2 separate regions of the Mus musculus genome follow, and region 2 is linked to region 1. A link is a loop called in an ENCODE intact Hi-C map of the cell type or tissue named here. Cell type or tissue: heart. All regions are shown on one strand. Links, peaks and the distances in the headings refer to the core of each region. The heading gives the core; the rest is flanking DNA. Region 1 holds the start of Donson (downstream neighbor of SON). Region 2 holds the start of Tmem50b (transmembrane protein 50B).

The links. Hi-C counts contacts between places; a loop is a spot of excess contacts. Peaks named below come from ENCODE experiments on the same cell type or tissue, not always from the same donor. Only the 100,000 strongest peaks of a DNase experiment are listed, where the experiment ranks them.
Region 2: a loop joins it to region 1, with 2.6 times the contacts of the local background. A loop is called at or near these places in 2 of 42 quality-filtered maps.

Annotation. Positions count from the first base shown.
Region 1 is chr16:91,677,870-91,692,738 of GRCm38, forward strand. Donson (downstream neighbor of SON) reads right to left here and starts at 10,859. Exons shown (of 10, transcript NM_021720.1): 1 at 10,538-10,859; 2 at 9,926-10,006; 3 at 8,298-8,501; 4 at 6,433-6,611; 5 at 5,764-5,942; 6 at 4,874-4,952; 7 at 4,647-4,751; 8 at 4,226-4,424; 9 at 3,288-3,500; 10 at 1,396-2,157. The coding sequence starts at 10,843. The coding sequence ends at 2,020. Cryzl1 (crystallin, zeta (quinone reductase)-like 1) reads right to left here. Exons shown (of 13, transcript NM_133679.2): 11 at 14,730-14,835; 12 at 12,835-12,880; 13 at 11,453-12,046. The coding sequence ends at 11,947. Gm10785 (predicted gene 10785) reads left to right here and starts at 11,029. Exons shown (of 6, transcript NR_040389.1): 1 at 11,029-11,411. It overlaps Son (Son DNA binding protein), which reads left to right. Exons shown (of 12, transcript NM_178880.4): 12 at 232-1,323. The coding sequence ends at 291. In heart, for the core only: no CTCF peak of the experiment used is centred there; a DNase peak (open chromatin) is centred at 10,972; H3K4me3 peaks cover 2,238 bases; H3K27ac peaks cover 1,342 bases.
Region 2 is chr16:91,591,370-91,607,345 of GRCm38, forward strand. Tmem50b (transmembrane protein 50B) reads right to left here and starts at 6,311. Exons shown (of 7, transcript NM_030018.3): 1 at 6,213-6,311. In heart, for the core only: a CTCF peak has its summit at 8,084 (motif pointing left); DNase peaks (open chromatin) are centred at 3,932 and 6,432; H3K4me3 peaks cover 2,098 bases; H3K27ac peaks cover 1,360 bases; H3K27me3 peaks cover 1,232 bases.

The DNA of each region.
Region 1 (14,869 bases), core at 6,870-14,869:
TTTTCTAGTGGAATGTGGGGATACTTTTATTAGGGCTTTTAAAAATAGTATGGAGGCTTGCATTTATTTTGCAGTTTCCTTTTTAAAATCATTTGTTGCTTCTGGGCTGAGATTAATTTCTATAATGTGGGGTTTGTAATTTATAGTTATTTTTAGAATTTAGTAAAAAATTACAAAGCTAATAGATATTAAAGTTTGATGCTGTTCTTATTGTATGTTTTTCTTGAATAGGTATTGAGAAATGGAAGCCCTTACCAGCCCAATTGTATGTTTTTCTTGAATAGGTATTGATAAATGGAAGCGCTTACCAGCCCAGCTTTGCCAGCCCTAATAAGAAGCATGCTAAAGCCACAGCAGCAACTGTGGTTCTTCAAGCAATGGGCCTTGTACCAAAGGACCTCATGGCTAATGCCACTTGCTTCAGGAGTGCCTCACGTAGATAGATTGAGGTTTTATATTAATCATTCAGATAATTTTACTCTGCATCACAATGTATTTCCTCCTTAATGTTGTAAATATTTCACAATTTAAGACATTGTGTAAAAAGCAATCTGTACAAACATCTCCAGGCTTTCGTTTTTGTACCATGGAAATTGTATTTAACCATACAGGGTTTTGGTATGTTTATATTGTTTACCTTAGTGATGTATTTGTTTAAGTGGCTAACATCCAAACAATTGTTTGAGGGCATCAGTAATATTCAGTGTGGAATGTTAAATAACGCTTTTATACTGTATTTTGTACTATGATGTAACTTCCCTTCCTTACGGCTAGGCTGCTGTAACACTTGCCTGTAATCAGTGAAGGGCTGTGCACCTTGTACTATTTCACAATGGGTTCTGCTGGACAGATACTGGGCCAGTGTTATTAAGGCAATGAAGCAAGATCTGTTCCACAGGGCTATGCCACCATCTCCCCCTTTTTGTAGAGATTATGAAAAGAAAGTGATACATTGTGTCATGATCAGTACTAAGTCCTGCATTCCCATTAAAGCCACTTGACTTGGGTCATAAGAAGGAAGTCAAAATGGAAGTCCAACTTCAGAGGCCAAGTACATATTAGTATGGCTTCAGTTGTGATATAGTTTTACTTTGATGTGCATTTTGAATTTCAGCTACACCTAGATAGACGTAAATAAAAATGCTGTAACCGACTTATCTAATAAAAATTGGCACCCAGCCGCTATTTTGTTGACTGAGGAAGTTTATGTTAATTTTTTAGGGTCTGATAGAATATTCATGTGTATTACAGTGGTATTCATATGCTATGTCTCTAAACTTTATTTTCAAAAGCTTAAGGCCCAAATACAAACTTCTCTGGAATAAATGTTGTGTCTTATTCTCTGGCTTTTATGGAACACATATAACTAAGCACTATTTGTTTCTTACCCAATTCTTGTGATTTCTATGCACGTTTATTTAAAAATACTGAATTTTATACACACATGCAAACACAGATTACCTGTAAGCATACTAAGTAGTAAGTTGACATGGCTGAGGGCCCAGCACTTAGATGAAGTACAAAGTAGCCTCCCCTCTGACTTGACACAGAAGATGAACATACGTGAGAGCAGAGGAACTAGAAATCATTAGTAAAAATGCTCATTTCCCTACGTCTTGAAAGAACTCACTGCTCGTCTAAGGTACAATGTGGATGCTTTAGTCTCCATTGGAATAATTGCTACAGGTAGTCTGTTTCTCAATTGTAATAAAACACTGACTTTTCTACTCAGGTTAACAATAAGTTGCAGGGATAGAACTCTTATTTGAATTATCTGAGGTATTAAGGAAGCTCCTTGCATCTTCATCTCTGAAAATGTATGAAAATAATAAAAGCAAAATCTTGATTTAAAACCTAATGCTATTGCATGTAATAAGTTAATATAAAAATGTTTAGGAACATTTCAGTATTTTAAAATATATTCTTCCGAATGAACTTTAAAAGCCAGGGGCCTACGCATCTTGCATTTCCTTGCTAGGAAGCTTTTTCCTCAGACTCCTTTTAGGCTTACTTTGGTGTTCAGGATCTCCAACTTAAAATGTAGTCACTCATTTCCACACTCCGCAGGGATGACTTCCCCAGCACTGGCCTCTGACTGAGCTGCTCCAGGGTTTTAGGATGCAGCCCACAATTAGCAAGGTCCTCACGAGCAACTTTCTGGGAAAACACAAGTCCACATCCATAAAGCACATTAGTTCTTGAACTCCGAGGTTTTGTTGTTTTTAAAAGATTTATACAAGTACACCAGAGCTGTCTTCAAACACACCAGAAGAGGGCGTCAGATCCCATTACAGATGGTTATGAACCACCATGTAGTTGCTGGGAATTGAACTCGGGACCTCTGGAAGAGCAGCAGTCAGTGTTCTTAACTGCTGACCCATCTCTCTTGCTTGGTTCACCAAGTTTTTAATAATCCCCATAAAGACTTGCCAATAAATGGCTCAGTCAATCATAGCTAGAAGATAATCCTAATAATTTCTGTAGTATGAAAATCCTAAATTAACTAGTCTATTAGGCTTGATAAATACTGTGCCAATTAAAGGACTGTAAACTATCTTTAAAAAGTCTAAAAAAGGGCTGGTGAGATGGCTCAGTGGGTAAGAGCATCCAACTGCTCTTCCGAAGGTCCAGAGTTCAAATCCCAGCAACCACATGGTGGCTCACAACCATCCGTAACAAGATCTGACTCCCTCTTCTGGTGTGTCTGAAGACAGCTACAGTGTATTTACATATAATAAATAAATCTTTAAAAAAAAAAAGTCTAAAAAGACAATCCAAAATAAATTAGTAACTAAGGCTTGAAGATGGTTTAGTGTTAAAACACTTGCTGTACAAGTGTGATAACCAGAGTTGGAGGCTATCTAGAATGCCCAAGAATGCTGGGCAGACATGGTTTGCACTTGTAATTAGTCTGAAGGTGGCACACAGAGACCAGCTAGCAAGATTAGCCACGTTCAGACATTCAGGTCTTGAGGAAAAGACTACACTGATGACTGAGGTAGAAGAGCAGCTCCGTGTGAGCTCGCTCAATCCCGGGTGCTCTTAAACACATGCAGAACTGCAAGTTATGTACACAGACATGAGAAACGGGAAAAATAGCTGGGGTAAATCATGTTTCCATAAACTACAAAGGAATCAGGAATTCATATTTAGCATTTCCTAAATTCATGAAATTTATCTTATGCCCATGTGGATATTAATTTGTAACTTGTTTTCAAACGATATAAATTTGGCACAAGTGACATTTACCCCAGCAAGAGGATATAGGGTATGACTGGTCTACTTACTCTGTCCAGTTCTTTATCCAGAGACAGGCCAACATTGAAAACTGCAGTTGGCTCGTGTGCATACAGTCCTGCAGAGAAGGACCCTCTCTGTGAAGATCGGAGTAGCATGCTCATAGAATGCAATGCATGAGGCATGACAGGCCCTGTGATATCCAAACTAAACTTATCTCTGTATCCAGAAAGAGCTTGTGTCTTTACATTACTGCTCCGTGCCTTCAGAACATTTAAAAAAAAGTCATGTGGTACAGAAAATTAGTAAAAGGGATTTGATATAACTCATGTCACCTAGCTCTCAAGCAAAACCAAAACTCCTGGGAATGCGACTTGGTCAAGCTGCTTGTCTAGTAGGCCTCCTCCCCCACGCAGTCTCAGTGCCGACACACAGCCCAAAGTATGCAACAACAGTTTACAATTATGAAAACTTGTTTATATGCTATCATATATATACACACACACATTTTTTGAGATCGGGTCTTACTATGTAGGCCTTGCTGTTCCTTAACTCACTGAGATCTGCTTGCCTCTGCCTCCCGTGTGCTGGATTTTGTATTTTCTCAAATGCATGCACACCCAGTTGTGCCTGTTACCCGTGGGGTAAGAAGGCATCAGAATCCTTGGCACTTGAGTTACCAATGGCTGTGACCACCACGTGGGTGCAGGGAACTGAATTTGGGTCTTCTGCAAGAGCAGCCAGTTCTCATATTTAAATACTGAGCCATCTCCCGAGTCCCTAGAATTATTTTTTAAAAATTGAGAATTTGAGCTAGGAATGGTGGCACACGCTTTTAATCCCAGCACTCAGGAGGCAGAGGCAGGTGGATCTCTGTAAACTTGAGATCACAGTAGTCTATGTCCAGGACAGCCAGGATTACAGAAACCCCAGGTTTACAAAAACAACACAAATTGCTGGACTGTATGTAGATGAAGTAAACACTTACCTTAAGCATTTGCATTGAGGCACCTCGGAAGGCTATTGGGGATAAGAGAGTGGGTGGGAGACCTGCCTGTGCACCTGAGGTAGCAACTAAACTCTTGCAGTTGATCAAAAAATTGAGCAGTTTGAAGGTGTTGAGTCCTTTCACCAGTACGACAGACTCAGGTCTGTGGTCCATTTGTACTTCATGTTTTTCTTTACGTCTGAAGACAACAGTCAAGGAAAGCAAAAGTAGCTCACAGAGGCGCAGCCAGCTGCCTGGGCGGGTGGGCGGGCTCCAGAGACCTGGGCCTTCCAGGCTCAGTCACAGCTTTAACGAAATGCTAACCATCTGAAGATGAGAAACCAACAAACACTTCATACTTGAGCAGCAAGGACTGTGTTAAAATCACTAACCCAGTGGAAGTTCTTAACACAAAGGATACAGCTTGATAGAGATCACGTCTGGCTTCTTAATTTGATCTTGCACGCCTATCTCTTCCAGCCAAGAAAAACTCTCCTCTTCATCTTCGTCACTGACTGCCTGCTCCCTAGGAAACTGATATAGTTAGAAGCACATATTCACAGAGTTGATGCTGTTACAAACCGACTGCCTTGAGTTTGAATTAGAGAATCCATGAAAGTGAATATGCAAAGGGCTATGATTACGTACTCCTCAGATTCCAGGCTTGGGTCTCGAACTTTCTTCTTATGGCCAATTTCTTCTAGTAAAGGCAGAGAAAATTCAATACCTACATCAGAAAATATAATCCAATTTTCTTCCATTAACCAGGAGTGTCCTACTTTCAGGCTACACAGACTAAGTTTTCTATAAAAAGGACTTGTCTCTCTCCTTTCTGCCCTTCCTAGACCCACTAACTGAGCAGATAGCATGGTTTTAAAATTATTAAAGGAGAGATTAGACGATTTTTGGTATCAAACAATCTAGGACTGGTGAGAGGGTTTAGTGGGCAGAATCTGCCAAGTTTTATGACATCTGCGTTCACATCCTAGAACTCACATTAATGGAATGGAAGGACTCTTTGAAGCTGTCTCTACATGTGCGCCTTGGTATGTGTGTGCCCACAGAAACACATGCATACATACAAAATAAATGTACAGTCTTCTTTTAAAAAGCAGAGTATATTCAATAAGACAGTGGCTTACAGGACCTAATATGTGCTTTACCTCAGAGTTCAGAAAAGGGAACATAAGTAACTTCCAGGTACCTTCAGACACCTTTACCAGCAGGAAGAAAAGAAAAAAAAACTACATCTCATAAAATATTGATGACCAATTAGCAAAAGATGAATTTTTTTTTTTTTTAGTGCCTATGGGTGTTTGTGTCCGGGAACTGCTTATGTGTCTGGTGCTTACAGAGAGCACATCTGATCTCTTGGGGCTATAGTTGCAAGGCTTTTAGCCATCACCTGGGTGCTGGGAATTAAACTCAGGTTCTCGGTAAGAACAACCCATGCTTGTTAACACTAAGTCGTCCCTCCAGCCCCTAAAGTTTAGCGTCTAAGGCAAGAGGACTCTTGCCTTTGAAGCCGCAGCTATTACCTTCGTTTCTCATAGCTTCTCTTAAGCCTCTTGTCGTAGGGGATATGAGCGCTGTGATCACACTGCTTCCGGCCAGTCCTGCTGCCCGGAACAGGACGGTGAACTGATAGGAGCAGACATAGAAATAGGGACAAAGCTTTGTCTTCAGCAGGTTATACAGAGATGTGAAACTCACAGACCTAGGAAGAAAGGAAGGTTTTTCAGGTGTTACAATATTTTAAATTCAATTCTGAATTAATTTAATTAATAATTTAATTAATTAATAATTAATTTCTTTTATTCTAACATGTAGATAAAAACCCAACATTTCAAATACTGTGTTGAGTTTCTGAAGTTGTGTAATTTTGCATTTGAGGGCTGCAGATGTTCTTTCAAGCAGTTTTTACCTGGTCCCTAACCATGAACAACTTCTGATGAGAAAGCATCAACTGACAAGAAGCTGGAAGCCTTACCTTTTGCTGTTTGTCCAGGACATCCGTTATACACTGTGTACTACACAGCTGATAATGATCAAGTCGGGAAAAAGCAAATGTAAGTCCTGGTCACTGCGTGTCTGACAACGTCCACAAACACAGAAAGCTACTCAGCATCAGCCCTTCTGCTGACACCCAGCCACCAGCAGCGTCCTGCCTGCTCCCGCAGGCTCACCTCTGGACTGGGCTAGCTTACCAGTCGCTCATTAAAGCATGCTGCAGGGTTTCATCAGCTGACCACGGACTTGTCTTTGCAGCCATTTTCCTATCAGCTCCAATTCTAGGGAAGAGTGGCAGCCACGAAAAGGCAGGGTGAAGCCAGTAGACCAGAGCCTGCTGGAAGGCGCAGCGCAGCGCAGTGGACAGTTTGGGATCCTAAATTTCGGTGGGGAAAGAGGTGACTTTTACTCACCACGAAGGTGACATTTCACTAGAAACACTGAACATATCACACACTTAGTCTAATCAATTTTCTAAGAAGATTTTTATTTGTTAGTTGGGGGTAAATGGCACACACCCTTAATCCCAGCAATTAGGAGGAAGGATGGCCTACGAGAGGCCAGTCTGGTCTACATAAGGAGTCCCAGGAAAGCCAGGGCTATGTGGAAAGACTGCTTCAAACACCCTCACCACTCCCCAGAAATGATTTTTATTTTTAATTTTTTGTTTGCCTGTAGTATATTATAGGTGCCAGTAGAAGGCCTGGAGCTGGAGCTCTGAGCAGTGGGAACGTGGGTCCTCTCTCAGGAGGAGCAGTGTTCTATCTTCACCACTGAGCCACCTTTGCCACCCAGTCTAAGAATTCTTAGTGCAATAATTACAAGGGAGACCTTAGCAACTGCTAAGAGGTTAAAATGCAGCCCACATTTGCTTTCTGAACAGCAAAGTGTGTGTTGACCCCGCACTGGAGAGAGCACACTCGTGGAGATGGGACATTCTGTCTCTGCCTTCCCTGAGAACAATGGCGAGCTACTGGATGATTGGAAGAGGGGTGTGCATGGAGGACTCTTCCCATAGGACAGCACCAAGTCCCCCCGACCCCCGGGAAGAGCATTCTTCCCCCGGGCATGCAACCTCAAAAGTAGTGAACCCCACTAAGTACAAACTGTCCTGATCTATTTATCCAGAAATATATCTCAAGCCCTATTTCCAGCAAACCGTTATAACCTAGTCTGCATTCATGAGCTGCTTCATGGCAATTAAACTACTCTGAGGCCATTCTAGAACTCATTTATTATTTAATTTATTAAGAACCACAGTATACCCAGCACTTGAGAGGCAGAGGCAGGCAGATCTCTGTGAGTTCGAGGTTAGTCTAGTATATAAAGTGAGTTTCAAGACAGACAGGGCTACACAACACAGTAAGACTCTGTCTCAAAAACCGACAAACTTAACAAAACCACAAACACCAACAACAAACAATGAGCAAAACTTCATCAGCTACTGTAATTCAATTGTCTATGTTTTCTTAAAAACCTAAGAAAAGGATGGTTTAGAGAGGACACTGCCTGTCTACGATACTGTTTTATCTCCAGTCTCTAGCTGTACTGAGCACTTCTTAACCTGACAAACAGGAAGTGAAAGTACCTTTCGGGAGAAATGACGTCAACTTCTGGACTCTGCACATGTCAGAAGAACAGCTCATGCTACGTTGAGGAAGGAAAGAGCCTTCTACACTTCATTTGAACACTAGCCTAGGTTGACAGGGGCTGGATTAACAGCATTACAGGAACCTGAGTTTGGAACTCGGGACCCAGGCAACAAGTTGAGATTATCCTGTGCCTGACTGTCACCTCAGGACTGAGGAGAGTGGAGCCAGGAGAGTTGCTGGGCTGACCACGCCACCAGACTCGCTAAAGAAAATGAGCCCTAAGCTCATACAATTCCTGTTTCAAGGCAACAAGGCAGAGAAGGAAAGACTGGGACACAAAACTAGATCCTTAGACTCTGTCGTCCTGATACCTGCAATGTGCAGACACGCAGACACACACACACACACACACACACACACACACACACACACACACCCCTTCCTCTCAGGCTCCTTCATTTCAGACTTACCTGTATACTCTGGGGTAAAGTCACTTCTGTTGCCCTACAATGCTGGACAAGTCCTTGGGCTTCTTCCTGTGCTTTCAGATGATCTGCCCAGGAAAAGGGTTGAGAAGAGGTGAAAAGGAGTCGGGTTTTAATACTCCAGTCCACAGGTAACTCAGTACCATCTGACGACCAAGTGTCCGATTCAGACAACGATACACGTTGACTCTTAGGAAAACAAAGAACACAAAAATTACTATTTCAAGGAAAACCTTTTAATAAAGACTTATCAGTTCTACTCCTGTTTGCTAAATGTCAAAATTTATGAATGGTCTAATATTAAAAATGGATTATACCTGACAAGTCGAGAGGGAGGAAAACTAAGCTATTGAGAGGTCTCAGAGCACAGAGATGACTCACTGGGTAATAGCACGTGCCACTAAGCCTGACAGTTTGAGTCGGAGGAAGAGAACTGACCCGAGAGGACATAAGTGAATAAAGCCAGGTGGGGCGGGGCTGGAGGGTCCTGGCTCACTTCTGAGTTTTCATATTTCTATACTACAGACAGCAAAGTAGAAATGTTTCCAGTACCCATCCTCTACCCCCCAAGAGAGAGTTTCTCTGCATGGCGCTTGCTCTCCTGGAACTCACTCTTATAGACCAGGCTGGTCTCAAATGCAAAGATCCACTTGCCTCTGCCTCTAAGCCCACTTACATTCTTAGTATTTAAAAAGTATCTTGTAAGGCTCAGAACTACTGAGACAATAGTATAGAGACAACAGCTCTTTCTTTAGGCTTAGCCATCTTGGTAGAACTTTTAAAGGGTTTTAAAAACATTACCTTCAGTTTTAAAAAAAATACAAAGAAAAAACAATTATAGTCAACTAGCTGCACAAGTCCGTATTGTCCACTCCAGAAGGACTTCCTTAGGGAACATCATACAAAGATCCTGTCAGAGAAGCTGACTATGTGAACACTAGCATGAATCTTGGGCACTCTCAGCCTGTTCCCAGTGGGGAAAAATGCATCTACCTGTAACTATGAGCAAGGGAGGGCAGACTGTTTCTCAACTTGTGGGAAGTGTTGAGCTTGATCCCCAGCACAAAGCAGGCTTTGGCCACCAGAGCCCATGTCTAGTATCAAAACACCTGTATAGAAATAATCACTCTCAAGTTTCTCTTTTCTTCTCAGAGAAGGTTCTCATGTGTCCCAGGCTGGCCTCAACTGTCTCTGCATCTGAGGATGCTATCAAAGGCCTGGCAATCCCTCCTTCACTCCAGTGAGACAGCTCTAAGTGTACAGCATCATGTCCCATGTAATTCATGGAATTCCTGGGGATCCAGCCCTGAGGTCTTTGAACATTAGGCAAGCATTTTACAAACTGAGGTTCAGTCCCAGACTTTGAATTCATTCCTGGAACTCATTTTTTCAAGAGAAAAGCTTTTGAGAAGTATGTTTATTAGAATATACATTATATTCAGCCCTTTGAAAGTATTTCCTAGAGTGAGCCATTGAGATGGCTCAGAAGGTAGAGGCACTTGCTTCTGGCCTGCCTGACAACCTGAGTCCAATCCTTCTACTCACACAGTGGAGGGACTGGCCTCTACACACACAATTGTGGCACAAACTAGAAATGTAATTTTTAAAAGTACCTGGGACAGTTCCGTGCCAGTTCTTTCATGAGATGATGTGTCCTCCCACAGCAAGTTATTTTCTTCATTAGAATCTAGAAGCTGAGGTTAAGAAAAGAGTGGTCCTTTTAAAACCTAAGCGATGAGGGAATGTGAACTATGTAAGGGCTCACCTGGCACACCAGGTTCTCAGGAGAGTGAGTGGGAGCTCACATCCATACAGTACCATGTTTCATTGCAGATTTGTGCCTGAACTTATCTAAACGGGAGGAAAGGCCAGACTTTGACGCATTTAATAACTGATACAAAAATCTTAGACCAAAAGTTCCAAAAAAGCTTTATGAGTAAAACCAACATTTGTAAATTCTGACCCGATTTATCTTCAACAGTCCACAGTAATTTCAAGTGCCTGAGAAAAAGGTCTTGAAAGGATGGTGAGAAGGCAGATTCTGTGGCTTTCCATCACAGTTCGGAGGACTATTCGAGCCACCTTCCTGGGTATCCATCCCTAAGTCCTTCTTACAGGAGAGGGCAGCCACCCCCTCCCCCGCCCCAGCTCAGGACATCAGCCTGCGGCGGCTGTTCGCGCCCATTCCCACCCCTGACGCCCGGCTGCGGGACGCGGAGACTCACCGGGCCCGACGCCCCCTGAGGACCGCGGAGCGGCTCTTCGCTGGCCTCGTCCGAGACTCGCGGCCGGTTGTCCAGGCGAGCGAAAGGGTTCCTGCGGGCGATGGTCGCGGCGGCGCCTCCTCTGCCGCCGGCGGTCGGGAAGGGGCGCAAGGGCAGCCCAGCCGCCAGCGCGGCGCGGCGGGGCGCGGGCTCCGGCAGTGAGGCGGGCACGGCGGCACCATGGTCCCGAGACCTTTTCCGGCGGAGCCGCACGGTCTCAGGCGGCCTCTTGAAGCTAGGCGAGTAGCCGGGCACCGAGACAGCCATTGCGCAGCACCGAGGCAGCTCCGCAGCCCTGCCGGGGCTTCCCGCGCGCCCCGGCCCCGCCCAGACCCCGCGCTGCTCACGGACTGGAGGCTCCTGAGGCCCCGCCCCGCCACGGGCCCGCCCCGACGGAGCATGCGTGCCAGGCCGTGCCGCCCCGCCCAACAGATTTCCCGGTGGCCGCTTCCGGCCGGGCGCGCGCAGCTCGCGGCTCTCCTGCTGCGAGGTCGGCGTCGCTGAGAACGCGACGGCGGCGCGCGGCACCCGGTAGGGCTCGGAAAAGGGATTAACAGTACCAACTCGGCAGCGGGCGTAGTGTCAGCCCCGGGTACGGAGCATGAATGCACAGCAAACAACACATTGATTGGTGGTGATGGGCAGTTACTTCTCTCCGTGAGAAGCCGCAATATCATTCTGAGAGAGACGGTGATGGGCCGAGCTCAACACAGTACCCACGAGGGGGAAATGTCCGCCAGCTTCAGGCTAGCCGCAGGCCAACTCTTCCACCCTTGTCCCCAGTGCCCGACCACCGCAGCCCTCTATGCAAATGCCGTCACTACTACAGGACCAGGTACTATGATTCCGTATGATCTCGGAGAAATTCAGAGTGAATGAATATTTAAAAACATTTTAAATGCCAGTGGATTAGATACTTTGAAGTCGGAAAGTACAAATGCTAAAATAATGGCATCAACGGTTTGTTAAGGAAGGTGTTGAGAATGAAGTTGATAACAAAATCAAATGACGTTTGGTATAGCAAAAGCATGTGACAGATGTATTTGCTAGAATAGTGTAGCTTTTGCTGAAAGCAGTTTTCTTAATGGAAAGAATTTTATAGCAGAGGCAAAGTGTACAGATACAATAACTAAAAGAAGCTTTTGGAATGTCCCCTTCAGATGGTAAAAAAATTATCTGGATTGTTTGCACATTAATTTTGGAAGTATTTTTCAAATATGTCAAATAACCAAACATCTTACTGTGGCAGGAAAACAGGCTTAAAAATATAAAATCTTGCTTTATCGTCCTTGGTTTTTCTCAACAATTTCCAAAGAAAACTGGCTTCCCCCACTGGTGTGGGTGCATCCGACTGAGATCAGGGAAGAGAATTAAAATTGAACGACTTGCTTTTTTCTTTCTTGATTTTTCTGAACAACTTCCATGGAAACCTTTGCCTCATACAGTGGGATGGGCTCATCGAGCAGAGGCCTGAGGAGGGAAATGATTCGAGATGTCAGGCACAGGCACAGAGGAGCACAGCACGCAGGATGCAGTAGACCACACATTTGCTTATTTTCCTTTATCTAACACAAGCAGCTCGAGCCTTTAATCCCAGCACTGGCGAGGCAGAGGCAGGTGAACCTCTGCAAGTTGCTGGTCAGCCAGCCTGAGCTAGATAGCTATCTTAAAAAGAAAAATCCAAACAGAAATTACAAATGCATTCATTAATATTTCTGTGGCTTAAAGAAGTAGTAATTTCCCCCCTTTTCTTTCTTTTTTAAAACTGGGTTTGTCTTGTTAGCTAGCCCAGTATGGCCTCAGACTCATGACTCTTAGCCTTCCAAGTGCCTTGAATACAGCTGTGTGCCACAACACTGGGCTAAAAGTGTTTAGGTTTTGAAAGAAAAAATATACTACTCAGTCCCTTTATCTAATTCTTACTTTATAATTGATATAAAATCCCAATTTAAACAACCTTGTCAAGCTCTGAATTATTTCAAATTCTTTGGCTAGAGGGGAAGGAGAAAGGAGAGACACACAACAGAATGGGGGTAGGGGTGTGGGGGAGAAAAAGCACAAGATCCTCTCTCTGTGGCAATCCTCACAGGTGCACAAGCAGACACATTTTGAGAAACATGAAAGAACAGCTATTTGTCTACAGTGAATTAAAAAAAATATATACAAGTACTAGATATACCATAAAATTGGAATGAATACAAACTCTTTATGTCTTTGAGAATTGAAAAATGATGATTTAGTTTTTTGTTTTAGCATACCTGAAAACACCAGCTGATAACTTCTCCATCACATCTTTTAAGATACGTAAATGGAAGGATTGTTAAGGTTCAACTTAGCAGAGAGGGGTAAAGAAACCATTCAAGATGCTGGGCAGGACTCCTTTTTCTTTATATATAGCTTTGCACTTTCAAATTCAAAGTGGCACCACAGCTACTAAAACTGTCAGTCACTGCTAGAGCAACGGGATGATTAGCAGTATCTGAGGTGTGACAGGAACACAAGCGCTGGAAGGCGAGTGGTAAGGACAGCCAGCCAGCCAGCCAGCCAGTCAGCACGGAGCTGGTCAGGGGTGCCATGGTCTTCTTCACTTAAGCATTATGCACGCGGTATAGTCAGCATTTCAGCTCTCACAGGGAGTTAACATTCATCAGTTGATCCGGTTGGTAACAGGTTCAACTTGTTTCCATAAATTCTTTTATTTGTTTCAAAAATGAGAAAAAAAAACAAGTTAATATGCATCTATTTGTGGCAGTTTTAATGAAAAATGTCCCCCACCGGTTCCTGAGTCTGAAGAATCAGCCCCGGTTGGTGTTAGAGAAGTTATGGAGCCTTTAGAAGGTGCATCCTTGTTGGAGGAAGCGCTTCACCGGGGCAGGCTTTGATGGTCTATGGCCTGGCCTCATCCCTGCTTACTGCTCGCTCTCTCTCCCTCTCTCTCACCTATCTTGATGACAAGGCTTCCCAGCCATTATGGAACTGTAGGCCCAACTGAACCCTTCCATAAACTGCTTTTGGTCATGGTGCTTGCCGTAGCAACAAAAATGTAACTAACATACTATGTTACTAGCAATCAATAGTATATCCATATTAAGAAAAATAACAATAAATAAGAAGATCTGGAGAGGGGCTGGAGAAATGGCTCAGCAGTTAAGAGCACTGACTGGCCGGGTGGTGGTGGCACACCCCTTTAATCCCAGCACTCAGGAGGCAGAGGCAGGCGGATTTCTGAGTTCGAGGCCAGCCTGGTCTACAGAGTGAGTTCCAGGACAGCCAGGGCTATACAGAGAAACCCTGTCTCGAAATACCAAAAAAAAAAAAAAAAAAAAAAAAAAAAAAAAGAGAGAGAGAGAGAGAGCACTGACTGTTCTTCCAGGGTCCTGAGTTCAAATCCCAACAACCACCTGGTGGCTCAAACCCATCTGTAATGAGATCTGATGCCCTCTTCTGATGTGTCTGAAGACAGCTACAGTGTACTTACATATAATAAATAAATAAATCTTAAAAAAAGAAAAAAAGAAGGTCTGGAGAGAGGCTCATTGGTAAGATCACTTGCTGTATTTGTAAAGGACCCAGGTTTGGTTCCCAGTTCTCAAGTGAGCCATAAGTGTCTGTAACTCTAGTTTCAGGGGACCTGACACCCTCTTTTGGTCTCCTTGGACACTAGGTACACAGACATACACATAAATAAATAAATAAACTTCTAAAAAAAGTTCCATTATGATACTTATAAAATTAAACTGTAAGCATTTAGGAATATTTTATGCAGTGGCACCATCATAAAAGTTAAGTATGCTACCAATTTAGGTATCAGGTAATGCCAGGTTAAAAGCAAAAGAAAAATTTCCACTTGTCTCATTCTTTATCTCCCATTCAGAAGGGGTTAGACCCTGTGGTGTGATTATGACTCTGTCTCTTGCTCCCTGCACCACTGGGCACCCAACAGTAGCCTCTCACCTGTGAAATGGAGCTACATTACTCAGGCATCATAGACTTAATGTTTAAATGAATACAAGATACATGTCACACTGTCAGACAGACTCAAGGAAAGTTCACAGCTAATTATCATTTCTTATTGTTACATTGAAAGAATTTATGAGTACAAGGCAATTCAAAGCTAGCAATTCAAATTCAAGTCAGTACAAAAAAAGGATATAAAGATATTTTCCCTGTTGTGCATTTGACAAATTCCAAACTTCATCATTAAGGAAAGCCACCGTTGCTCCCTTGAGGAAAAGGCAGTGGCTATCTGGAGGATCCAACTTTATAGAAGAGACAAAGACAAAGCAACCACTA
Region 2 (15,976 bases), core at 3,763-11,762, 90 kb before region 1:
TCACTAAAGACTCTGCCTTCACTGCCTGTAGACGGGAGCCGACTGAAGACCTCTCAGGAGAAAGGGCCCAAGACACCAGGACCCTGGATGCATGGCAAGCATCTGAATGGGGAGCTAGCACTCTCAGCGGGAAGCTCAACTTCAATGTCGTCACCTGCAGCTCCAGCTCCAGAAGAGTGGGGCTGGCATTCTCTCCGTCCCCGGACACCATGCACACGCACGCGTGCCCACGAGGACTCACATATAAAGTAATGTTTAAAGTGATATTTTACGTGTGGGGGGGGGGGGGGAGTGCGAGCGCGCGCATGCGTCTGAGAGAAAGTATGCATGGTGTACATGCATGAAGGATCCCACAGAGGCATGAGGGACCGTCAGATGCCCCGGAACTGGGGTTACAGGTAGTTGTGCGCCACTATGTGGGTGCTGGGAACTGAACCCAGGTCTTCTGTAAGAGTAGAACCTCTTAACGGCTAAGCCTTCTTCCCCGCCCCAAATACATCTTCAAACAGAAACCCAGGGGAACAGCAGCATTGCCCCCGTTACAGCTTACAGACCCTTGCTCTGAACAACAAGGAAACCGTAACAGGTTTGCAAGTGGCAGGGTTGGGTCTGGAACTTAGAGGTGATTCTGGAAGTGGCTGTAAGGGGTGGGAGGAGGAATTTAAAGCATCTGCATGGTGCTAAACAGCGAGAGGATGAGACGGGTACTGAGATCAACCCAAGGAAAAGGGTGTGTAACGTAAGTGTTAAAATACCATCTACAAGTAAGTACGCTGTCAGGCTTCCTGGTTGTCCAGTGAGAGACCACTGGTCAGCTCACAGGGGAAACAAGCAGACAGCGTAGATGTGACAATCACCTCAGGACGTGCAGGGGGACATACAGAAGACTACGGAAACCAGCAGGCCAGAGAGGACTCGTCAGGGACCTAGTGGGGCCTCAAGTGGAGATGCACATCTTGGGACAAATTGTGGTCACATGACAGACTGGAGGTCTCCTCTATTTCCTGTCTCCCTGGGTTACTGCTGCCCAGAGCTGGTGTGTTTATACAATGGTATTAAATAGCACAAAAACGCCTGCCTCTAAAGCAGCGCCTCTCAACCCGTGGGTCTCCACCCCTGTGGGTGCCACACAACCCTTTCACACGGCTCACCTAAGACTATCCAAAACCACAGCTATTTATCCACAATTGACCACAGTAGCAGAAATACAGTTATGAGGGGACAGTGAATGTCCTTTTATGGCTGGGGGTCAGCACAACATGAGGACTATTAGGGAGCTGAAGCATAGAAAGGTGGAGAGCCATTAGATAACTACTAAATGCCTCTTGTGGGGAGGAGCATGGGGGAACGGAAGGAGCAAAGATCAGTAAAACTTTCCCTTCATCGTTAGGGTGTTTCACGCTAGCGCAGAATCAGTCAACACGTCTCAATTCTTAATTACTTTCTTGTTTGTTTGTTTCCTTTTATGTGAAAGGGTCTCATGTAGCCAGGCCATGACAAGGCAAATGACAAGGCCATGCTGGCAGGAAAGCTGAGGCCCAGCAGTAAAGAGCAGGGCACATCAGAAACGTGGCGGCCTGTGGTCCCTCCACTCTCCTGCTGCCAGCACCGGTGACTTCTGTGCGGGAGAAGCCTGTGGCTGATGCTGGCTTTGCTTCTGATCTCTTGTGCCCCACACTGATGGTACCTACAGAAGAGCCGGGACAGGCACCCCCAGGGAAACACCGTAAGGAACTGCACGCATGCCGATGCAAAGTCTCGGCCTCTGTGTGGCTCGGACACCGGTGACCAGGCGAGCTTCCAAATGAGACAACTCTTCCCCAAGGAGCCTGCCAGAAAAGATGCAGTGTACAAAATCGCAGGTGTGGGGGTTTCCAGTAACCTGATGGCCTGGAGCAGTAAAACACGGCAAAGGTCTCCACCACACCTCAGAGACTGCAATCATTTTTTAAGCCCCTAGTTTTATTCTAAGCACAGTTAAAGACTACCAGTATCAAGAACTTTTGAACTTGAAAGATATACAGAGTGGTTAAAAAAAAAAAAAAAGTAGCTTGTTACAACAAACCACAAGGGGGAGGGGGGAAGTCATTCCAAGCCCAGAAAACCAAGAGAGCCAGAGAGATGGCTCAGCCCCCGTGCCTGACACCGGAGCACCTGGCACCTGAGTGCTTGATCCCTGGGATCTACACACTAAGAAAAAACTGACTCCTGCAAATTGTCCTCTGCCTGCCTCTCTCTCTCTCTCTCTCTTTCTCACACACACACACACACACACATACACATACACACACACACAAACACATAAATAAAATGTATAAAAGCATTTCAAAAATGAATACCATGCTAAGAAACACTGAGGATGGAAACTAGCCTTTGGGAGTTAGAACCATCTCAGTGGACACTTTGTTTTAAGTGCAGATCCGGGCCAGGGAGCCGGCTCAGCAGCCTGAAGGCACCTGCTCCACCCAAGCTTGACAGCCTGAGCTGAGGCCTAGAATCCAGGGAAAGAGCTCTCTCCTAAGTAGTTCTAGGGCCTCCACCCCATGAATTGTGTCGTGCACATACCCACAGACATACACAAGTAAATAAATATGTTTTGAAAAAGAAAAATGAGATGCAGAAGGTGTTGGCTCACGCCTTTAATCCCAACACTCCGGAGGCAAAGGCAGGCAGATCGCTGAGTTCAAGGGCAGCTGGTCTCTAGAGCAAGTTCCAGGACAGCCAGGGCTACACAGAGAAACCCTGTCTCGAAAAACAAACAAACAAACAAACAAACAAACAAACAAACAAGAGCCACATCTAATCTCAGCATCCCAGAGGCCGAGACAAGAGAAATAGAAGCATGAGGTGGCACAGTATCCAAACAGAAAAACTGAGAAGTAAGAGTTAAAGCAAGAGAGAGGCCGGGGTGCAGCTCAGGGGTTAGAGTATCAACTGTCACACAGAGGACCGGGCTTTGACACCAAGAGCCACTCCCAACCATGTGAACTTCTCTTCTGATCCTCACAGGCAAACAGATGACTCGCGTGCATACGAGCAGACAAGGTGCCGTCTGTAACCCTTAGCACTATGAAGACTGCAACAGGAGAGCTGTAATTCCAAGTTAAGTACGGCCTGGCTACCCTGGATTACAGAGCAAGATCTGGGCAAAAACCAAAAATAAAAAAAAAAATAAAAACCCAGCCAGGCATGGTACTCCTGCTTGTACAGTCAGCACCGGGGAGAATCAGGCAGAAAGACAGCTTTGGGTTTGGGGCAAGCCTGGGCTATATAATGAGTACCTAGCAAGCCTGGGCTACAATGCAAGAAACTATCTCAAGCAAACAATTATGTGTGGAGGGTGGATGTCAGGAATCAAAGGAAACTAGAGAACCAGAAGCAGAAGTTCACATAAAAATGACAAGAGAGATTACAGAGAAAATAACAACAAAATATTTCCAGGGTCCCTAGAGACTATACTTCTACATTGTTTGTATTCAAGGGGTTCAAATACCCAACTCGGGGATGAAAACAGAGCCACACGCCACATTAAACTCACAGAGAAGTGGCACTTCTCTGTGATGAGTGGGGAAATGGCCCAGGGTCTGAGGAGTGCTTAACAGCAGCCCAGGAGCAGGTCAGGGTGGGGCGAAGCTGCAGAACCTAGAGAGAATCTATTAGCCAACTGTATCAATCAGGGCGAGGAAGAGAACCGAAGCAGGGCCTCAGGGGCTCACAAACGGTCACCTCTCAGCAAACCCCAACAGCCTTTGAGCACCACTAGAGAGGGTAAACCCCTCAACCTAATGCATGCTACAGGAGAGAGCCAACCCAGGGAGGAACGCTAAGGAAGCCAGCTGTGCCCTGAGGCAGAGCATGGCAGGCCAAATGGAAGCAGCGCACAGCCCCAACTGCTCTGGCAGCCTCCAACCTGTGCTGATGGCCCTGGAGCCTGGCCCAGAGTCCTCCCTCCCTCCAATTGGCAGGGCTGGCTTCATCTTGATGGCACGCTGATGCCTTCCTCCTGTAAGCCCTGAGACCCACTGGGCCTTGCCTCACAGAGAGCAAGGTTTGACTGTGATGGACCCTGGAGAGTGCAGACAAGCTGCGGGTGAACAAAACGCAGGAATGACTGTATCTGCTGTCCTTCCAGCCCTTGGAATGGAGCCCTCCAGATGCCCTGGCTAGGCCCAGCTTTGGTGTTTAGGACTCTCTCCTACAAGGTGAAGCAACCAAAATGTCTATCAGTAAGAGACCAAAAACACATTATTGTACATCCAAATAACAGCACACGGCTTTTGAAATTGTATATATGTGATCCTGTGTGGAGTGCATCTGAGTGCAGGTGCCCACAGAGGCCAAAGTCATGGGATTCCCTGGAGTGTGAGTTTCAGGGGAGCTGTGAGTCTGATGTGGCTTCAGTCAAGAAACTGAACTTGGGTCCTCTTTCATAGCAGGGAGCACTCAACCTCTGAGCCACCTCTCCAGCCCTCTTAGCAACTTTTAAAATTTTAATTAAAAAAAAAAAAGATTAGTCTACATACATCAATGTGTAAATGTGTCATTATCTGTTGCCAAATAGCATTGTGTTATGATGGCCTCCTTAAGAGTAGAACTGGGGGGCTGTCGAGATGGCTCAGTGGTTAAGAGCGTCGACTGCTCTTCTGAAGGTCCCGAGTTCAAATCCCAGCAACCACATGGTGGCTCACAACCATCCGTAACAAAATCTGATGCTCTCTTCTGGAGTATCTGAGGACAGCTACAGTGTACTTACATATAATAAATAATTAAAAAAAAAAGAGTAGAACTGGGACATAAAGAGTGGAGAGTGAAGGAGAGAATTTTGAGGAACTCCCCCAGCCTTTTTTTCAAGACAGGGTTTCTCTGTATAGTCCTGGCAGTCCTGGAACTGGAGCTGTAGACAAGACTGGCCTCACCTGCCTGAGTGCTGGGATTTAAGGCGTGCTGGAGGGTTTCACTTTTTATTTGCTGTTTCTGTATTGTCTGAAAACTTTACTTGATAATCTTCTTCAATGTTTATTACATTAAAAGACACATAAGGACTAAGCAAGATTGATTCTTTAATCAATTGACCCCAGTAGTGAATTTAGAAAACCAAAACCAAAACCAAACAACGCAATAGCGTTGAAGGCTGCTGTCTAGCTGATAGAGGAAGAATGGGGAGGATCAAAGGGTGTGTCTCCTGAAGAGGAAAAAACTACATCCTCACCCCGTTCCGATTAAACCTGCTTTTCTTGAAGCATCGCTATGCAAATTAACCTCTGGGTTTCATTTTTAGGATCAGGAAGTCTTTGAACACTATGCTCGTTTAAGTGTTTAAATTGCTTGGCTCTGGTTTTTGGAAGCCGCACACAGGTAGAAAAGACAAACGAGAAAGGAGGATGAGAAGCCTGGGAATAAGCGCCCCTGGAATTATCTAGAAATGGGATTTGTGGTACAAATAGGGTGAAGAGTTGGAGCGCGAAGGATGCACGGGGGGGTAGGGGGGTGGATGTTGTTGAGGGTGAGCATATCTACTCCAGCGAGAGGTTTGAATTCCCACGCCCCTCCTCCCATCGCAGCAGCAAGGTGGAAGAGCGAGCCCAGCCCTCTGCTGCTACGGTCGGAAAGGTCACGTATCTACCCACCTCTCAGGCTCAAGTACCTTCCAGTGGTGAAAACCAACTTACTGGCTAAAGACCAAAATGGCCTAGCCTACAACGACCACTGCTCTGCTACTTCTCTGAAAAGGCCACTCGCCACTTAGGATGAATTCCCAAAGACTTCCCTCCCTCTCCTCCCTCTCCTCCCTCTCCTCCCTCTCCCCCCAGCGCTTGCAGGATGGAGGGGAAAGTCAAGGATACAAGGACAGTTCCTGGCAACGGCTCCGAGCAAACGGGAGGGTCGCTCGTCCCCAGACGCTCGTGGGGCCTCGGTGGCGGCTGCGGCGGTGCCCCACAGGACCTCCATCCCCTACCGATCGCCTTGGGGACCTCCCCAGACTCAGGACGAGATGCGCGGCGGAGCGGCCTGCCTCGGCTGAGCGCGGGTCACGGCGGCGTCAGGGCCACGGGGCGCCGAGAGGACGCGGGCGCAGGCCGGGCCCCGCCGGTCGCCCGCGCGCTCCTTGGCACCGACACGGGCGGCGCCACAGAACCTCAGGCCGCGCCGGGCCGGCGCCCTGCGTTCGATCGGCAGATCACAGAAACCCGAGACCTGCCAACCGCACTCACCCGGCTACCTGCGAAGTCTACACCGAGCCCAGGCAGGAGCAGGGACGTCGAGGGCGCGCGTCTGTCCGGGAAGCAGCGGCCCGATCAACCTCAGTCCGGGAGCCGGGGGCCGGCGGCGGGCGGGAGGCCAGGGCGCCGGTGGGGCGGGGGCGAGGCGCCGTGCGCACCGCAGGAACCAATGGGATTGCAGCAAGTGGCCTGCGTGGGCGGGGCATAACCCCTGGAGGCGGGACCGGGACCTCAGAGGCGGAACGGGGCTGGACCCGTGCGCTCTGCGGAGACCAATCATAGTGCGACCGATTAGATAGAGGGCGGGGCTTGATTCCTGAGGGCGGGGCTGGCGCGGTGCTCTACCTGCGTCCTGGAGCTGAGGTCCGGACCTCTCCTGCTGCGGTTTGCGGTAGTAGTGTAAACTCAAGCGCCTCAGCATCGGTGAGAGCACCGGTACGGGGAACCCAAGCCTATTACGCAAGGTCCTCTTGCATATCAGCAGTTGAGCATTGTTCACCAGCTGCCGAGAGTCGAGAACGCACTCCAAGACGTTCAAAAACCAAGACCTCAGAAGATGAAGTTACAGGTCCAGGGATCCCAGTCAGTACTGGTTTTCTGAGGGTACCCGCAAAGCAAAGCTACATAGCTATTTCAGCCTGATTCCTTTTTCCGTCTATCCAAATAGATTTTTGGCTTGTTTTGGGAGCAAATCTTTACTTATCTCCTTTAGAGATACTGCCTCTGGATTTTTCAGCATAACTTCAAAAACCACATTTCCTACAGAATATAAATGCAGTTAAAGAAAGATGCAAAGTCCAAGTTACTACTACATTGAAGGTAAAAACACACTTCACCTAGATAGAGTAAAGCAAAAAGATTTTTGTGTCACGTAACTGTCACAAATGACATCCTGGATCCTGTTACTCCTGTAGTTCTTGTATATAATCTAGGATTTAGGTATTCAATAAATATTCACTGCATAAATTCCTTTTTGGAGTATGGGATTATGCACACACACTAACAAGCAAGAGGGGCAGCAGAAGGGAACATCTTTAGGTATCTGTCCCAGAGCTAGGGAATGTAGTTCAGTTGGTACATTATTTAGCCTTAAATACATAAGGCTCTGGCTTGTATCCCAAGCATCATATAAACAGGTGTGGTGATACATGCCTGTGATCCCTGCATTCCAAAATGTCTCAGCTTGGGTATGATCATGGTCTCAAGCATATTTCTATTTCCAGTCAGACTGGATTACACAGCAAATTCAAGACCAAACCGAGCCGGGCGTGGTGGCGCACGCCTTTAATCCCAGCACTTGGGAGGCAGAGGCAGGTGGATTTCTGAGTTCCAGGCCAGCCTGGTCTACAAAGTGAGTTCCAGGACAGCCAGGGCTATACAGAGAAACCCTGTCTCGAAAAAAACAAAAACAAAAACAAAACAAAACAAAACAAAACAAAAGATCAAGCTGAAGTGAGGTCCTGTCTCAAAACTACTGGAGGATCTGGGATATAGTGTAGTAGTAGTGCGTTGCCTGTCCAGAATGTGCCGTCTGCTTTCACTTCTCCATCAGTTAAAAAGGGGGGCAAGGGGGACTGGGAAGATGCTCTACCGGAGGACCCAGAGTGGGGCTCACATCCACCTGTAACTCCAGATCCAGGGGCCACCTTCCTCTTCTGGATTCCCTGGACATCAAGCATGCAAATGGTGCACATATATGCATTCAGGCAAAACAAAAATACACAGGCTGGAGAGATGGCTCAATGGTTAAGAGCACCAACTGCTCTTCCAGAGGTCCTGAGTTTAATTCCCAACAACCACATGGTGACTCACAACCATCTACAATGGAGTCTGGTGCCCTCTTCTGGTGTGTCTGAAGAGAGCAATGGTATACTTATATACATGAAATAAATAAATAAATAGGGAAATAAAACCACTCATACACATAAAATGAGTTTGAATATTGAAGAAAAAGACCAGACCTCCATACATGCATTACTTGAATTGGAACTCCACCAAATGCTATGCAATCATATACTTTGGTGGTTTTGTTTTGTCTTGTTGCTGATTTTTTTGATTGTTTGTTTCCAAGACATGGTTTTCCTGTGTAACAGTGCCCTGGTTGCCCTGGAACTTGCTTTGTAGACCAGACTGATCTCCATCTCATAGAGATCCACCTGTCTCTGCCTCCGAGTGAGCCAGCACACCCTGCTGCTCATATACGTTGTTAGATTCTGGCCTGAGCACCTGTCTGTCGAGGCTCCCCAGGCTGGGGAGATTTTGAAACTTGCCACGGCACTCCAGTCGAGTCAGCCTGTCAGGCAGGGATGCCTAAAAGCTGCTCATGAGGCAAAAAGAGTTTCAAGGAAGCTCTCCTCCTGGAGTCTGGAGTTCTCTTAATTCTCCATTCCCGCGTTAATCTAGTGTATGGATCCACATGCTCTCTTTCAGTATCATCCTATTATAAGTGCCTTTTAAGATTGAATTCTGACATAGCTAAAGCCTCAGTGTTCCAACAGTCCTAGAACGTCCTTGAGCTAGACAGTGACATTCAGAATAGCCTCTCGTATTACACTATCAATAAAAGCCAAGTCGCTCCCATATACAGGAATTTACAATGGTTTAGGAAGTAGATTGGGCTGTGGTTTTAGAGTATTGCATTATTCTTGAGACGGTTAGCTAGAACGGAACTCCCTAGTTAGAACCATGACTTGGGTGTGAAAGCCCTTGCCCTAGGAGAGTAAAGACCTCACACCTGGCTTCTAAGACTATAGCTGAGTTACACCCATACACACACACACACACACACACACACACACACACACACACACGTATTTACAATGGCCTAAGGGGAAGGTGGACTATTCAACAGACTAAAATAGGAACTATGGCAAGGGCATGAAGCCCTTGACCCTGGCTTCTAAGATAGTGAATCTTAGGTGGAGCCCTTTTTCTTTCTTTTTTTTTTTTTTAAAGATTTATTTATTTATTATATGTAAGTACACTGTAGGTGTCTTCAGACACACCAGAAGAGGGCGTCAGATCTTGTTACGGATGGTTGTGAGCCACCATGTGGTTGCTGGGACTTGAACACTGGACCTTTGGCAGAGCAGTTGGGTGCTCTTACCCACTGAGCCATCTCACCAGCCCAGGTGGAGCCCTTTTTGATCCCAGTTGTTAACAATGAATTCTATCCCAGGTGGTTCCTGTTAGACCTTCTGTGTTTGCATTCCTCTGTTTTATGTAAGAATCCAGTAACCTCTTTGTACCTTGCTTGTACTTTTGGTGTGTCACCCAACTTCCTTATTGTCTTCTGCATAAAAAGTCCGACGCTCGATTTGACAAATTACATTCAGATTCCACACGACCTCTCCTGTGTGCATCTGTTTGTCCCTCATCCTACACTTTGTCCACCCACGACTAGAGACCCATTCCACGCAGACAAAGGGGCCCAGAGGGTCTGCGGCAGAAACTTTGGGATCCTTTTCTGCCTTGGACCAGAGCCGAAGATCCACTTCACCCAAAACAGCCAATGAGCTCTACTCCAGAAAGAAACCTACCAAGAACAGAGAGCAGTTCAGGCTGGGTGGGCTGTTCTGATTCGTCCTTAACTGCCAGCCAAGGACTGTACTACTAACGGTGCAATTCATAGCCCATCTTCTAAGAGTGCAAAGCAAACCCTACTCCATGGGAACTAAAAGATTGCAGTGGGCTGTTTCCACATGGAAGTGTAAACACTTTCAAATACTGCGTCTCCTCTTCAGAGGGTTTACTGTGTTGAGTAACAGAACGGCTTCACCCACTAGCTTTACTTTAGAAACACCTCTGTCACCTGGGTCATGGTGATTATTGCTGAGGTTCCTCTTCAGAAGTCAGGCCTGCATATGAGGTGACACTTTATGGCACTTGTACTAAAAGCTTTACCCTCTGATCGCACCAATGCTACCATTTCCTTAACGCGTGTGACATGAAGATTTATTGCACACATGCAGACATGGCTAGGGGAGAGCCATGGGAGAGTGTCGTGACTGCTCTAATTGATGTGGGAAGACTTGGCCTGAGAAAGGGGCACCGTTCCCTGGTTTGGGGGCCTGGATAGTGTAAGAGAATGTGTGCTGAGCAGGGGACAGGCGTGCGCTGTCTGCTCTTGGCTGTAGGTCTGATGTGACTGGCTGTTTTAAGTTCCTGCAGCCCCGACTTCTCTGATGGACTGAAACCCTATATTATAAGCCAAAAATGAACCCTCTCTGCAGGTTGTCTTTTGTCTGGGTATTTTATCACAGCGACAGACATAGCACTAGGACACCTCCAGTGTGAGAGAGAGAGATTGCGTCTGGAAGAAGAGGAAACGAGACTTTCTGTGGTGGAGACTAACAAACTGTTTAGTTTGCTTCTTTTCGTGACAAGGAACAGAAAAACGTCACCTCATATTGGCTTAAATAATAAAATTAATGTGACTTGTAAATCTGGGGGGAAGTGTGGTAAGGGGTATGATCTGAAAGTAACGCCTCCTCAGACCTGGTTCGTATATTGAAATCCTATGGCTGATCTCAAGGATGGTGGCCTCGGGAACAGGGTTAAAGCCCTTGTAAACAGAGCTCTCTGTGCCTGGGAGCTGGCTTAGGGGAGAGGGGCTTGCTGACAGGGCTGGAGAACTAGGGTGATCACTGGATTTCATGAAGTAGGAGAGAACCAATTCCTTCAAATTGTCCTCTGGCTTCCACATACACACATACACAATAAAATAATCCACATACAAGTGGGCATGCACTCATACACAATAAAATAAATGGATGGGGCTGGAGAGATGGCTCAGTGGTTAAGAGCACTGAAGGCTCTTCAGGAGGTCCTGAGTGCAATTCCCAGCAACCACATGGTGGCTCACAACCATTTGTAATGGAATCAGATGCCTTCCTCTGGTATGTCTGAAGACAGTGATAGTGTACGTATACATCAAATAAATAAATAAATAAATAAATAATAAAATCTTTTTAAAAAAATAAATAGATGGGGGCTGGAGAGATGACTCAGTGGGTAAGAGCACCAACTGCTCTTCCGAAGGTCCAGAGTTCAAATCCCAGCAACCTCATGGTGGCTCACAACCATCTGTAATGAGATCTGATGCCCTCTTCTGCAGTGTCTGAAGGCAGCTGCAGTGCACTTGCATATAATAAATAAATTAAAAAAAAAAGGAGCTGGGTGTGGTGGTGCACGCCTTTAATCCCAGCACTCGGGAGGCAGAGGCAGGCGGATTTCTGAGTTCGAGGCCAGCCTGGTCTACAAAGTGAGTTCCAGGACAGCCAGGGCTATACAAAGAAACCCTGTCTTGAAAAAGAAAAAAAAAAAAAGGATGGATCGATAGATGATAGATAAATAAATGGATGATAGATGTATGATAGATGATAGATAGATGCAATTTTTAAAAAACTAATTTCACTCCCTCCACCTATGAGGTGGTGGATCCCATACCAGAAACTGAGTTTGCAGGCAGACTTGATCCTAGAATTCGGGGCCCCAAGTCTGTGAAAAATGAATTTCTGTCCTGAATCCCTCAGCGCATGACATTTTCTTACAGCATCTTGGCTCAGTCCCACTATCATTCCGTCTTACATCTCCACAGAACTGCTTCCTCTGGAGCCTGGAGAAGAGTAGTCCCCCCACCCCCACCGATTTGACTACCCATAAGCCAATCCCTGTACACAGTGAAATGCTAAGTGATTAGTGGCCTAGGCTCAGTTACATAGCCCAATCACTGAGGCTTTTTTTAAAGTTTCTTTTTTTTCTTTTCTTTCTTTTTTTTTTTTTTTAATTAAAAGGGATGCCTCGAAGGGCAGTGGTGGCACACGCCTTTAATCCCAGCACTTGGGAGGCAGAGGCAAGTGGATTTCTGAGTTCAAGGCCAGCTTGGTCTACAGAGTGAGTTCCAGGACAGCCAGGGCTATACAGAGAAACCCTGACTTGAAAAGAGAGAGAGAAAGAGAGGGGAGAGGGGAGAGGGGAGAGAAGGGAGAGGGGGGAGAGAAGGGAGAGGGGAGAGAAGGGAGAGGGGGGAGAGAAGGGAGAGAGGGGAGAGAAGGGAGAGGGAAGAGGGAAGAGAGAGACCTCAGTAGGTAGGAATACTGTAAGTATGAAGACCTGAGCTCAAAGCCCCAGCACAAACAAAAACTAAACACACCTGAACATGTTTGTGACCCCAGCATTGCTGGGTTGCAGGGTAAGGACAAGAGGGTCCGGGAGCTTACTGGTCAGCCTAGCCGAAAGAGTGAGCTTCCAGATACAATGGACTCTGTCTCAAGGCCACAAATCAGAGAGCAATAAGGGCACACGATGTCTTCCTCTGGCCTCCATGGGACCACATGCCTGCACACTGATTCACCTCCTCTCTCTCTCTCTCTCTCTCTCTCTCTCTCTCTCTCTCTCTCTCTCTCTCTCTCTCTGAGGGAAGGAGGGAGGAGGAGGAGAGAGAGAATTTCAGAAGTGATATGTCATAGTACATTCTCCTGCCCACATAGACCAAGTCTGATACAATGGTCAAGGGTATTGCTCAAAACCATGACTATCAGAAGTTGAGACTCGTCGAGGATTATCTTGAAGTATCTCGAAAGCTGGCTACTACACTTACTTATTTAGTGATATTTTATTCTAAATTAGAAAGGATCTCTAGCGCTGGAGAGATGGCTCAGTGGTTAGAGCACTGACTGCTCTTCCAGAGGTCCTGAATTCAATTCCCAGCAACCACATGGTGGCTCACAACCATCTGTAATGGGATCCGATGCCCTCTTCTGGTGTGTCTGAAGACAGCTACAGTGTACTCATATACATAGAAAAAATAAATAAATCTTAAAAACAAAAAGAAAGTTGGGCGTGGTGGTGCACGCCTTTAATTCCAGCCCTCGGGAGGCAGAGGCAGGCGGATTTCTGAGTTTCAGGCCAGCCTGGTCTACAGAGTGAGTTCCAGGACAGCCAGGGCTATACAGAGAAACCCTGTCTCGAAAACCAAACCAAAAAAAGAAGATGAGACTCATTGAGGATTACCTTGAAGGCTGGCTGCTCCACTTACTTATTTAGTAGTATTTTATTCTAAATTAGAAAAGATCTCTAATATCTTCTCGTATATGTTTTCACGGAGCACCTTAAACACAAACTGCAATAGCTATGTGGTATAGGTAATTCAAATACCAGAGTCCCGGTGATGGTTCAGTTGGTAAAGCGCTCATTCACGAGCATGAAACCTGAGTTCAGACCCCAGCATCCCCACCATCCACATGAAAAGCTGTGCCCTGTTCTCCCAATGCTAATGGGGGAGGGGGGAGATCTTTGGGGCTCACTACCCAACATGACTAAAGAGATGAAGCTCCAGGGTCAGTGAGGGACCCGGGCCCAGAAAATAAAGAAAGACTGATAGAAGAACACACCAGACGTTGACCTTTGACCTCCACATACACCAACACACGCATACCATACCATACACACATGTACATGAACACATACAAACACACAATTTATTTCAAAAGATCTTTTGGGGGTATATCCCGTAGTAAAATTTCCAAGAAGGCAAAGCACAGTTTTCTTACTGTGTCCACAGGGGTTGTTGCTCAGTGGTGAATGTGTTAGCATAATTAATAGCAAGCAAATAATATGCTGCGTTTCCGTGCAATGTGATGCCAGGCTAGGCTGGGATAACGAGCAGGCTTTTTATTTATGTGACTCTTCACTGGGACATTTGCAAGTCAGGTGAGGCAAGGAAAACTTCCTGACTGTGCCTCACCGCTCTGAGCATTGGAAAACATCTGGCAGTCTGCCTGTGCTCAGACCTTGTGTTTGAAATACCTAACACGCAGAATGGCATGGACTTAGATGCCAGTAAGGACTGCCAGTCAAGAGACCATACTGGTTCAACTCTGATAACCAGAAGGTCTGCTGGTAGCAATGTCCTATCATTGTAACAACTGAGGAGTCCTCTTCAAATGACCCCTTTAGGACGGCAGCTTCCCCGGAGGACCACTGACTAACTAACCAGGACACTGCCCAGCATCTGGCATCTCTTGTCCTAGCAAAACCTCAATCCTGTGAGCTGGGTTTTATCTTTCTCTCTGTGTGCATGAACATGTATGTACGTCCAAACACATGTGAAAGCCAGAGTTTCACCTTCAGACATCTTTCACTTATTTCTAGTCTGCTTTGATGTGGGGGACTCTGCTTTGCTTGAGACATGGTCTCTCATGGGGGCCCAGGGCTTGCCAATCCTGTGAGGCCAAATGGCCAGTAAGCCCTGGGGATCCACTTGCTTCCTCCTTCCCGCACTGGGATTACAACTGTGATAGCGCCTGGCTTTTCCACATGGGCATTGGGCGTTAGACTGGGGTCCCCATGGCTCTACACTTTACTGCATGTTATTTCTCCAGGTTCTGATTTTTCTCCTCTGACAGAGGGGTTCATCCGAAGCCCAAAGTCACACAGCTAGTGAATGAAAGATCCGGGGTCTGAAATGAAACTTGTCTAGTTGGAAAGTTTGTTCTTTGTCACATTATGGTGCTCGTTGGTGTTATGTATGGACACTCAAGGAATCAAGGTCTCCTGGAAATCCAGGACGAGAGTGTCAGCTCATGCAGAAAGCACACTAGCAAATAGAGCTCCCGACTCTCCTCGGCACTATAAAGTCATCTGGGAATAGAGTTCTGAAATCAGAGTAGTTGCAGGTTCCTGGGATCAAATTCTTCCTCTGTCACTTTCCATCTGGGACCCAATATGTCATTTAATTTCTCTGTGCCTTCATTTTCTCCTCTCTCCCTGTACTGGTTTAAATATGTTTGGACCATGGGAAGTGGAGCTATTGCAGGTGTGGCCTTGTTGGAGGAAGTGTGTTGCTGTAGGCTGAGCTTTGAGGTCCTGTGCTCAAACTCTGCCCAGTGTGGAAGAGACCCTCTTCCTGGCTGCCTGGGCAAGACAATCTCCTCCTGGCTGCCTTTAGATCAAAATGTAGAACTTTTGGCTCTTCCAGTACCAAGTCTGCCTGGATGCTGCCAAGCTTCCCACCAGTGGACTGAATCTCTGAACCTGTAAGGCCGTCTCAGTTAAATGTTTCCTTTATAAGAGTTGCCTTGATCATGGTGTCTCTTCACAGCAATGAAATCCTACCACACAGGATCTCACTCTTTAGATCTGTTGGGCCTGGAATTTACTACGTTTACTAGGCTGGCTTTGAACTTGTGGCTAGTCTCCTGCCTCTGCCTCTTGAGTGCTGGGACTAGAGGATCCATTGTCACTTTTTTTGTTGTTTTTTTGTTTTGTTTTGTTTTGAGACAGGGTTTCTCTGTATATCCCTGGCTGTCCTGGAACTCACTCTGTAGACCAGGCTGGCCTGGAACTCAGAGATCCGCCTGCCTCTGTCTCCCAAGTGCTGGGATTAAAGGCCTGTGCCACCACCGCCTGGCCATTGTCACCTTTTTAAAGGGTTTGTATGAGAGCACCTTTGACTCATGGTTGTTGCCAAGGTTGAACTAGTGACTGTAAGGGAAACAGCCCACAGCTGTGTGGTAATACCACCCGCACCTGTTCTGTGCCGGGATCGTCCATCTTCCTGTCAGTCATATCTCCTGACTGCCATCTTCTTCCCTCGCCTTATGAGTCATGCTTCCTCATTATGCCATGTCTTCTTCCTGATTGACAGTGAGCCTCAGCTTCATTTCTCCTTTCTATGCCTCGTGCCTTCTCTTTGTGGAATCTTGCACTGCGGCTCTTTGCTTAGCAACGAGTTCTAACTCCCATAAGTGCAC